Regions from separate parts of the Homo sapiens genome. Here region 1 is linked to region 2. The links are chromatin loops, found by intact Hi-C in ENCODE. Cell type or tissue: heart left ventricle. All regions are shown on one strand.

Evidence for each region. Peaks named below come from ENCODE experiments on the same cell type or tissue, not always from the same donor. Only the 100,000 strongest peaks of a DNase experiment are listed, where the experiment ranks them.
Region 1: it touches region 2 in a loop (1.9-fold over the local background); 1 of 110 quality-filtered maps calls a loop at or near these places.

Annotation. Positions count from the first base shown.
Region 1 is chr10:63,362,359-63,367,358 of GRCh38, forward strand. The region is part of intron 2 of JMJD1C (jumonji domain containing 1C); the gene reads right to left. Among named protein-coding and RNA genes, the nearest start is that of MIR1296, 8.2 kb to the right of the region's middle. RefSeq lists an enhancer at 3,548-4,049. In heart left ventricle, no CTCF peak of the experiment used is centred here; no DNase peak of the experiment used is centred here.
Region 2 is chr10:63,717,245-63,722,244 of GRCh38, forward strand. No RefSeq gene overlaps it. Among named protein-coding and RNA genes, the nearest start is that of REEP3, 200 kb to the left of the region's middle. In heart left ventricle, a CTCF peak has its summit at 2,929 (motif pointing left); no DNase peak of the experiment used is centred here; H3K27ac peaks cover 1,373 bases.

The sequences.
Region 1 (5,000 bases), 350 kb before region 2:
TATTCAGCCTCTACTGAATAACTTTAAGTGCACAATTCTTGCCATCAGATAGGCAAAAACTTAGTTGTAAATCACAATAGTTTAAATAGTTCAGTTACACATATATATATTTATTTATATATATATTTATTTATTTTTTAAGACAGGGTCTCACTCTTTTGCCCAAGCTGGGGTGCAGTGGCACAATGACAGCTCACTGCAGCCTTGGCCTCCAAGGCTGAAATGATCCTCCCGCCTCAGCCTCCCAAGTAGCTGGGACTACAGGTGGGCACCACCACACCTGGCTAATTTTTGTATTTTTTAGTACAGGTATGGTTTCACTATGTTACTTGGGCTAGTCTCGAACTCCTGGGCTCAAGCAATCTGCCTGCCTTGGACTCTCAAAATGCTGGGATTACAGGCATGAGCCATCATGCCTGGCCTAGTATATTGTATTTATATATAATTCCTAAAATATGATCAGTGCTTAGAAGACTGAGGATCCCTGACTAAGCATTCATAATTAAGCATGAGGCACTAAAAAGCTATTGAAAAACACTTTGTGAGTGAGAGTGGCTTGGTGAGTATTACTGTAGGGCACTTATTACCAGTATTTATTATTGTTCTTTTCTCAGGGACCTTCACTTTCCCTGAGGTAACAATCCTCTAATCATTTCAGGGGGGACGTAACTGGTTGACATGAAATAAATGGGGCTGAAAGAACCACTTAGAAAAAGGATTTTCATTTAATGCACTTGTCCTATCAGAAATTCTGATGGGCCAAATGTCCTTAAAGCCAGAACCTCTACTGTTCATATTCTTGAGAGAATGTACTGTAAGTGGTGAAGAGGTTAGCTTGCCAACTGTGAGAAGTATGAAGAAAGCACTGGGAGTCTACTTCTCTTCATACAATTCTTTTTTTTTTTTTTTTTTTTTTTCCTGATGGAGTCTCGCTCTGTCGTCCAGGCTGGAGTGCAGCGGTACAATCTTGGCTCACTGCAACCTCTGCCTCCCGGGTTCAAGCAATTCTCTTGCCTCAGCCTCCCGAGTAGCTGGGATTAGAGATGCATGCCGCCATGCCTGGCTAATTTTTTGTTTTTGGTAGAGATGGGGTTTCACAATGTTGCCCAGGCTGGCTGAGAACTCATGAGTTCAGGGAATCCGCCCACCTTGGCCTCCCAAAGTGCTGGGATTACAGGCGTGAGCCACCACGCCTAACCCATACAATTTTTCGATCAATTCCTGCATTATCAGTTCCCACCATCACTTCTACCATGCAAAGCATCTGGGGCTTTGATTTTGAACCTTTCTAAAATCTGCTAGCATTCCCCTCTGATGACATTTAGATTTCAGGTTTTTCTTTTTATGAGACAGGGTCTCACTCTGTCACCCATGCTGGAGTGCAGTGATGGCTCACTGTAATCTCTACTTCCCAGACTCAAGTGATCCTCCCCCTCTGGCCCCAGCCTCTCCCGGGTAGCTGGGACTATAGGTACACGCCACCATGCCTGGCTAATTTTTTTTTTTTTTTTTTTTGAGACAGAGTCTCACTCTGTTGCCCAAGCTGTAGTGCAGTGGCATGATCTCAGCTCACTACAGCCTCCACCTCCCGGGTACAAGCAATTCTCTTGCCTCAGCCTCCTGAGTAGCTGGGATTACAGTAATGCGCCACCATTCTTGGCTAATTTTTGTATATATTTTTTTTTACGTAGAGACTGGGTTTCACCATATTAGCCAGGCTGGTCCTCAACTCCTGACCTTAGGTGATCCGCCCACCTTGGCCTCCCAAAGTGCCGGGATTACAGGTGTGAGCCACTGCGCCCAGACTGTCTGGTTAATTTTTAACTTTTATGTACAGATGAGGACTTACTATGTTGCCCAGGCTGGTCTTCAACTTCTGGGCTCAAGCGGTTCTCCCACCTTGGCCTCCCAAAGTGCTGGGATTGGAGTGGGCAAGGGGTCAAAACAAAAACCTAGTGCTGAGATTACAGGCGTGAAGCCTGGCCCAGTTTTCTTTAATCCTGTTAAATTGGTCACTAATTGACACCCACTCCCTACATTCTAAAAATGTATTTCTATCTTGTGACCATTATCTCTTACTGTTCATCCTTTTTTTGTTGTTGCTATCTTGGTGCGATTTTGGAGGAAGCAAAGATAAGCAGGTTTTTTGTTTGTTTTTTGAGACAGGCTCTCACTCTGTTGTCCAGGCTGGATCACAGCTCACTGCAGCCTCAAACTCTTGGGCTCAAGAAATCCTCCCACCTCAGCCTTCTAAGGAGCTGGGACTACAGGAAGGCACCACTACACCTGGCTAATTTTTTGTATTTTTTGTAGAGATGGGGTTTCACCATATTGCTCAGGCTGGTCTCGAACTCTTGGACTCAAGTGATTTGCCTGCCTCAGCTTCCCTAAGTGCTGGGAGTACAGGCCACCTCACACGTGGCCGAGCACATGTTTTACCAGACAAATTTATCCAAGTCTCACCTAGATCAAACAAAGGGATGAATTACAGGATAATGTGCTAGCTGCTCTCAAATCCCACCATACTACAGCTATAGCAACCTACTTAAAATACAAAATTGATGATTTAATCCAGATAATTTTGGTTCCATGGCTTTCCATTCCCTACAGGAGGAATATTTCCAAAATTCTATTGTAACACAAGACCCTTTATGATTTGATCACCGCTTACTCCACTCCATCACAATTATTCTACCTATGCCAGCTTGGCACAAGACCTTGGGATTTCCCAATCAGGACCTGTTTTCTCATACAACGCCTTCCAACCTTTTTGGATCAGAAAATGCCAATTCAGCATTTAAAATCATAGCAAGCCTCATCCTCCTCTGTATCACTTTTCCTTAGCCAAGCCAGGCACTTCCTCTTCATTTGTCCCATTTTTATAAACTTTTATTCTATAACTGAATGTTTCATTTTCCACTTGTACATCTGTCTCCTTACTCTCTATACCTCCTGAACACAAAAATTTTAGTTTATTCTCATTTATATCTCCAAATCTTAAATTGTCTGATCAGAAGTAAACTAAAATAAAAATTAGGTTGTTTTCCTTTTAAGACTTTTCCTGAAACTAGGTTGATCAAAAAATACAAATGTTTTTCCATGATTATTCTCAGTAAGATTCAGTAATTCAGGCCAGGTGCAGTGGCTCAAGCCTGTAATCTCAGCATTTTGGGAGGCTGAGGCAGGTGGATCACGAGGTCAGGAGTTCAAGATTCAATAATTGGCAAGGTATAAGCTCCACTAGAGGAGAAAAAAAAGTATTATGCTAAAGATGGACTATTTGGGTTCCATTTTCACTCTCAGTTGTGCTACTAATTAAAATGAAAATGTAAACAAATCAATTAACATGATTATCCCAGACCTTTCTTTTCTTACTGGAAAAAAGAGGGCATTAAACTGGATGATGACAATAACACCATAACTACAAGCTTTTATAAAAGTCCTTTATATACAGTGTTAATACAGTGAAAGATCAACCTTATTGAAAGAGGTCTGGCTTCTGCCCTCAGCTACTGGGAAACAATCACTAGGCCTCTGGCATGTCTTGGCTGATACGAGTGTTTTTGTTCGTCTGGGGGCTTTGGCCACTGGACTATCTAAAAATGTGATTTACAATGGGAAGTACCCAGAAGAATTCCATAATGAAATGGGAATGGTCTGTGCAGGAAAATGCTACCAAAGGAACATATCATTATAATGAGCACATAGACCCTACTATATAACAGCACACAGTATGGCTTTGGGCCACAAAGTAATAGCTGTGACCTCCAGAGAAAGGAATAACTAAAGGTAATAGTTTGACATTCTGGAAGCAGCAGGAGACTAAAGGTCAGCCATGTGGGTGGTATGTGATCAAATCCCAATACAAACAATGATCACCAAAGGCTTTGCTGAGATTCCCTGTTTGACAATATTCTGTGAGTACTGTCATACACTGTGATTGAAATGAGCTAATGTTGTCTATGATACCACAGAGAGAGGGCAATCAGAAACTCTACATTTGGACTCCTCCTGGATTCTGCACCCTATGTCTCTCTTCCCTTGGCTGATTTTAATGTGTATCATTTCTACGTAACAAACTATAGCCATGAATATAATGAGTTCTGTGAGTTCTTCTAGCAAATTATCAAACCTGAGGTTGGTTTTGGAATCCCTCAAGCTTGCAGCAATGGTATCGGAAGTGGGCACAAGAATGACATTAACTTGCTGAAGCTGACTCACTGAATGAAGAGAAAGAATGAGGGATGACAAACCTTTGTTTCCTGGATGGTTACAAGGCCACTCATGGTATAAAACTATAGCTGTGCTATAATCATTTAATGGAGGTAAACATTACCAGTGGAATTTACAAATAATAGCTCCAACTACAGCTGTATTACAATCAATTAGTAGAAATAAAAGTTACCAGTGGGACTGAGAAATGATGGATCCAACTCCTGGGTGCCTGGGTCACTGGATACATAAGAAAATGTTACATAAACAATAAATAAAGTTACTATATAATCCCTTGATTATTGTTACCTGGAATAGCGAAACAGAAACGCAAATCCTAATGCTGGGCCAAGCCTGGTTTTTGGCCAGATCCAGTTATAGCCAGTAGTCACAGACCCACTGCCATATGTAAAAGTCTTACCAAAATAACAGGCAATAAAGATTCATAAGACAATGGAGAAAAAGAAAGAGGAGATTCAAGAGACTAGTCCCAGCTGGGTGTAAATCTTTAAACAGTTATTGAGAAATGGGATAAAATATTGAAGCCAAAACAAAGGTCACACTGCAGCACTCTCAGAGGTTGAGTGGACCAATGAGCCCCTGCTGGTCTCCTTCCATTAAAGAGCCCTAAACAAATCTGCTTTATTCACCCTAGTTTTTTTTTGTTTTTGTTTTTGTTTTGTTGTTGTTTGTTTTGAGATAGAGTTTCATTCTTATTGCCCAGGCTGGGGTGCAATGGCATATCAGTTCACCGCAACCTCCACCTTCCAGGTTCGAGCAATTCTCCT
Region 2 (5,000 bases):
ATGATTTCTATCTCACATCATGAATTTATTTAACTCAAGGCAACTTGCAACCTTTGCTGCTGACTCACGGCCTGATTCCATGACTTCTTTGCATCTCCTTCTCTTACGGCTCTATCATACCATATTCTTCAATCTATTTCTGGTTCAGATGCTCAAGAGAGACAATTTGATTGCCTTGTTTATTTATTAACATAGTCTCATTTGGACAGAGCTTTTTATTCAGACAGAGTCTCACTTTGTCACCCAGGCGGGAGTGCAGTCGTGCAGTTGTGCAGTCACAGCTCACTGCAGCCTTGGCATCCTGGGTTCATGCTATCCTCCTGCCTCGGCGCCGCCCCCCCCCCGCCCCCAAGTAGCTGGGACTACGGGCACATGCCATCATGCCCAGCTAATTTCTTTCCTATTTGTAGTAGAAATGGAGTTTCACCATATTGTTCAGGCTGATCTCAAACTCCTGAGCTCAAGCAATCTGCCCGCCTCAGCCTCCCAAAGTGCTGGGGTTACAGGCATGAGCCACCATATCTGGCCAGAGCTTTTGTTTTAAATCATATGATAAACACTGGCCAGCTAAATTTCAGGCACCCCCTGCCCCCAATGCCCAGAGTTGTATCTAAGATTCGAGTGGTGTATGTAGCATTAAGGCATTGGAAAAAATACAGTCTTACCCTGTATGTACCCTGTATATATCCACCTTGGCCTTCATGTGACACTGAGCATAGCAGAGATCACCACTTATCTGCAGATATCCATGTACTCTTTCTTTGGTCAAAGAACTACCTTATTTTTACCTAGGCACAGGCTGCCCACTTCCCAGCCTCTCTGAAGTGAGGTGTGGACATGTGTCTAAGGCTGGCAGGTCGGCAGCAAGTGGGAACGGCGTACCTCCTCCTGGCTCAGGCCCTTAAATGGCATCTCTGAACCCTCAGCTTTGCACATCCCTTTTTCTCTTTCTCCCAGGCTGGAATGAGGATGTGGTGATGATGAGTTGGCTTTGTTTCCGTGAGGGCACAAGGATAGCATTCTGTGGGGTGGCAAAGTAACAAGATGAAAGGAACCTGGGCTCCTGGGTGATCTGGTGGTGCAGAGCAGCTCTAGCCCCCTGACCAGTATTACCTTGAACTTGTATGTGGATAGAAATGAGCATTCTATCTTGTTTAAGGCTCAGTTATGTTGGTCTCTTTGAAAACAGCTAAACTGATATCCTAAAGGATACTCCCATTTTCTAGGGGGGGTCCCTGCCGTACCCTCCTTTGTTTCTGATGGTCCAGCCTCTTCTGGTCTGTGGCTTCTGAGAGCTTTGCTTGTGCCGCGTTCTGCATGTTGGCGATATTCGAATGCTTCTTCGCCAGCTGCACTGTGAGAAACTCTGGTCTATGCTCATCTTGCATTTCTGGCACCATTCTCTGCCACCACACCACTCTGTGGCTTTGGAACTTTGTGAAGCTCTTAGCGGACCATCTGCCTAGACATGTCATACAGATTTTCCTTCCACTTCTGCACAAGCCAGATGTGGGGAACTAGAGAGTCCTATAGCTCCCAGATTCCACCCAAAGGGGAGCAGGATACTCAGCTCTAGAATCCCCAAACGTGTTTGGACATTTTATTATTCCTCCCTGTGACCCCAAATATAGGGCTCAGCTTAAGATAAAAGTAGGTTAGACCCAGGGTCCCTTTTCAGAAGCCCACTGGTGTCTTCACTTTTCTTTCAAATCTCTCCATTCTGCTCTATCAGATAAATCTTCTGAGTCTTGGGAGCAGAGGAAGCTCTGTCCTAACAGGGCAGGTTTCCTTCTACACCTTTTATCTCATTTCTGGGGCCTAAGCTTTAGGAAGATTCTGTTTTCTGGATTATGTTGTATCCTCCCTTCTCTGAGGCAATTAAGGCAGAACCTCATGAAGTGATAAACAGAATGCAGTAAATGGACAGAAGTGTCTGTTAATACTTTAGAATTTCACCTGCCATTTAACTAGCAGCCAATATTGTCAAATACTTGTCTTTTAGGAGTTTCTTCAGTCAATAAATCAGCCTGGTTTGTCATGGTGCAGTGGACAGGTCACTGGCTTGTGATTTGGAAGGTTTGTGTTCTACTCCTAGTTTACTCGTCGTTTTTGGAAGCAGACCCTCTATGTCAATAGCAAAGGGCAATTCCAAGTGGTAGTGTTCGTCTGTTTTTATCTGTGGACTTTGATTCTGCTGATTGTGTGACATTGGGAAATTGACCTAGATTTCATGCTTCAGTTTTTACTGTATATTTCCATAGCATGCTCTATCTCAGACTCAGGGAACTTATGTGAAGTGATAATAATGGTTAATATTTAAATAGAATCTCTAAAGAAAAAGTATTGTTTCTAGTACTTTATGTGTATGAATTCATTTGTGACTCATTCATAAGGTAGATCATGAGGTATAATCTAAAGTAGGGCTAGGATTTAAGCTTACACAGTCTGGTTCTAGGTCTGTGCTATTAATTATTAAGCCAGACAACCTCTTATAATAGGGAATAATTTGAAGGAGAGAAATGAAAAATGCCCTGCAATTATTCGAGTACTTTCCTAGTCTTATTTATAAATACCAATCTTTCAAAAGTAAACTGGGCCTCAATTCTGCTGAAACCATCTCAAATTTCAGATGAGGAATAGCTGAATGGATGCTAATACTGCAGTGATTACAATTATTAAACTATTCATTTTTATAAAATGAATAATGAATACACTTTAACCCACCTCCTTTCAAAAATGGTTTCAGGTCACAGATCAGTATAAGCAACTCAATTTTAATTCCAGCTTAGAAATAATAATTCAAAAATAGTATTTACTAAGTAATTAAGTAAGGGTTCTTTTAATTTTTTCGCCTTATGCTCATTAAATTATTTTAACCCTGGCCAGACTAATTGAAATTTAACTGCATGATAAAACTTTACCGCCATCTAGTGTCAGTCAGGAGCATTGCAGGAGTGTTGCTTTTTGAATCTGTTTTGGTAGCTACCTGCCGTATCTATGGCAATATTAAGCGGCACTCCCAGGTGGCACTCTTTGACTCCTATACCAGCGACCTTTGATTTTATAGATTATTCCAATAATTTGAGTTCAGAGGAACTAATTTCATGGCATTTCTTATTTCTAAATCCTGGTTTATTTTATGAGTGTGCTCTCAGGGGAATATAAGAATCTTTCATCCAAGTCAGGGATAGTTTCTAAATTCTCTGAATGTCCTCACCCCTAAGAGCTCTTGTTACTTTAGCTTCAAGATGGTAAACGTGGGGGAAAACTTTGTGCTATATATTTAAATTATTATGAGTTTTTTTTGTATATCAAGTATTTATGTGTACACTATAATAGTTATCTACTGCTGTGGGATAAATCGCCTCAAAATGTAGCAGCTTAAACAGCAAAAATTTATCTCACACTATTTCTGAGGGTCAGGAAGCAGAGAGTGGTTTAGCTGGGTGGTTCTGGCTAAGGGTATCTCGCAAGGTAAGTCAAGTGTGAGATGAAGCTGCAGTCATCTCAAAGCTCAACTGGAGCTGGAGAATCTGCTTCCAGACTCACCCGTGTTAGCAGGTTTTGGTTTCTTGCTTGCTGTCGGCTAGAAGCTCAGTTCCTTGACATGTGGGACTCTTCACAGGACGTGCTTCCCCTAGAGCAAGAGGAGAGGGGAAGAGAGTGAGAGACAGAGAGGAAGCCACAGTCTTTTAAAATAATCTAATCTTACTCTCATATGTTATTGATCAACCAAACCAGCCCTGGTCCCCTTGTGTGGCAGAGAATTACAGAAGCTTGTGAATAACAGTAGGTGGGGATCCTTGGGGCCATCTTGAAGGCTGGTGACTACACCCACCATCAAGCTTTATTAAATAGTAATGTTTTGCCTGATTTGGGTAACTGCTTCATAACATGAGTTTAGCCCAAGGCTAAATTCTGAGAGGTACAAATGGGAAACAACTTTTTCTCCCTTGGTTGCTTTCAACCATACTATGCTAAATCTCCCTTCTGTGCTCTGTAACTTCAATCTCTGGTAGATTTCATAGCTTTTGGCTCACATTCAGCTGTAACAAGAGTCCTTGTTTGTTTGTTTCTTATTTTTAATACATGGTTTCTTATTTTTAATACATGGTTTCACTCTGTTGCCTCACTGCAGCCTTAACCTCCTGGGCTCAAGTGATCCTCAATCTCAGTCTCCGGAGCAACTGGGACTACAGGAATATGCACCATACCTGGCTAATTGTGTGTGTGTGTGTGTGTGTGTGTGTGTGTGTGTGTGTGTGTGTGTGTATTTGGTACACATGAGGTCCCACTATGTTGCCCAGGCTGGTCTTGAATTCCTGGGCTCCTGCCTGGGCCTCCCAAAGTGCTGAGATTGCAGGCATGAGCCACTGTGCCTAGCCCCTGTTTTCAGGTATTAAAAATGTTAGTCTGGGCTGGGCATGGTGGGTCACGCCTGTAACTCCACTACTTTGGGAGGCTGAGTGGGAGGATCACTTGAGGCCAGGAGTTTGAGACCAGCCTGAGCAACCTAGCAAGACCCTGTCTGTATTAAAAAAAAAAATTAGCTGGGTGTGATGGTGCATGCCTATAGTCCCAGCTACTTAGGAGGCTGAGGTGGGAGGATCACTTGAGCTCAGGAGATTGAGGTTACAATGAGCTATGAGTGCACCACTGTCCTCCAGCCTGGGTGACAGAGTGAGACCCTGTATTAAAAAAACAAAACAAAACAACGCCCTCCCCAGCCAAAAAAAAACTTAGTCCAATCTCATATATAGCTTGAATCTTCTCTCCTTAACTCTTCTTACTTCTGACTCTGAGGAAGGAGAGCATGACTGTTCTTTCAGTGTTTTTCTGACTATTTCTCATCTCTTTCCTGCTTTCTAATTCCTCTAGTATAGAATCCAGCATGCAGATCAGAGAAAGAGGAGCAAAGTGTCACTGTACTTAGCTGGTATTGTATGTGATTCTCTCATGGATAATACTGGCTGGGACTCATTCCCTCTGTTAATCTGAGA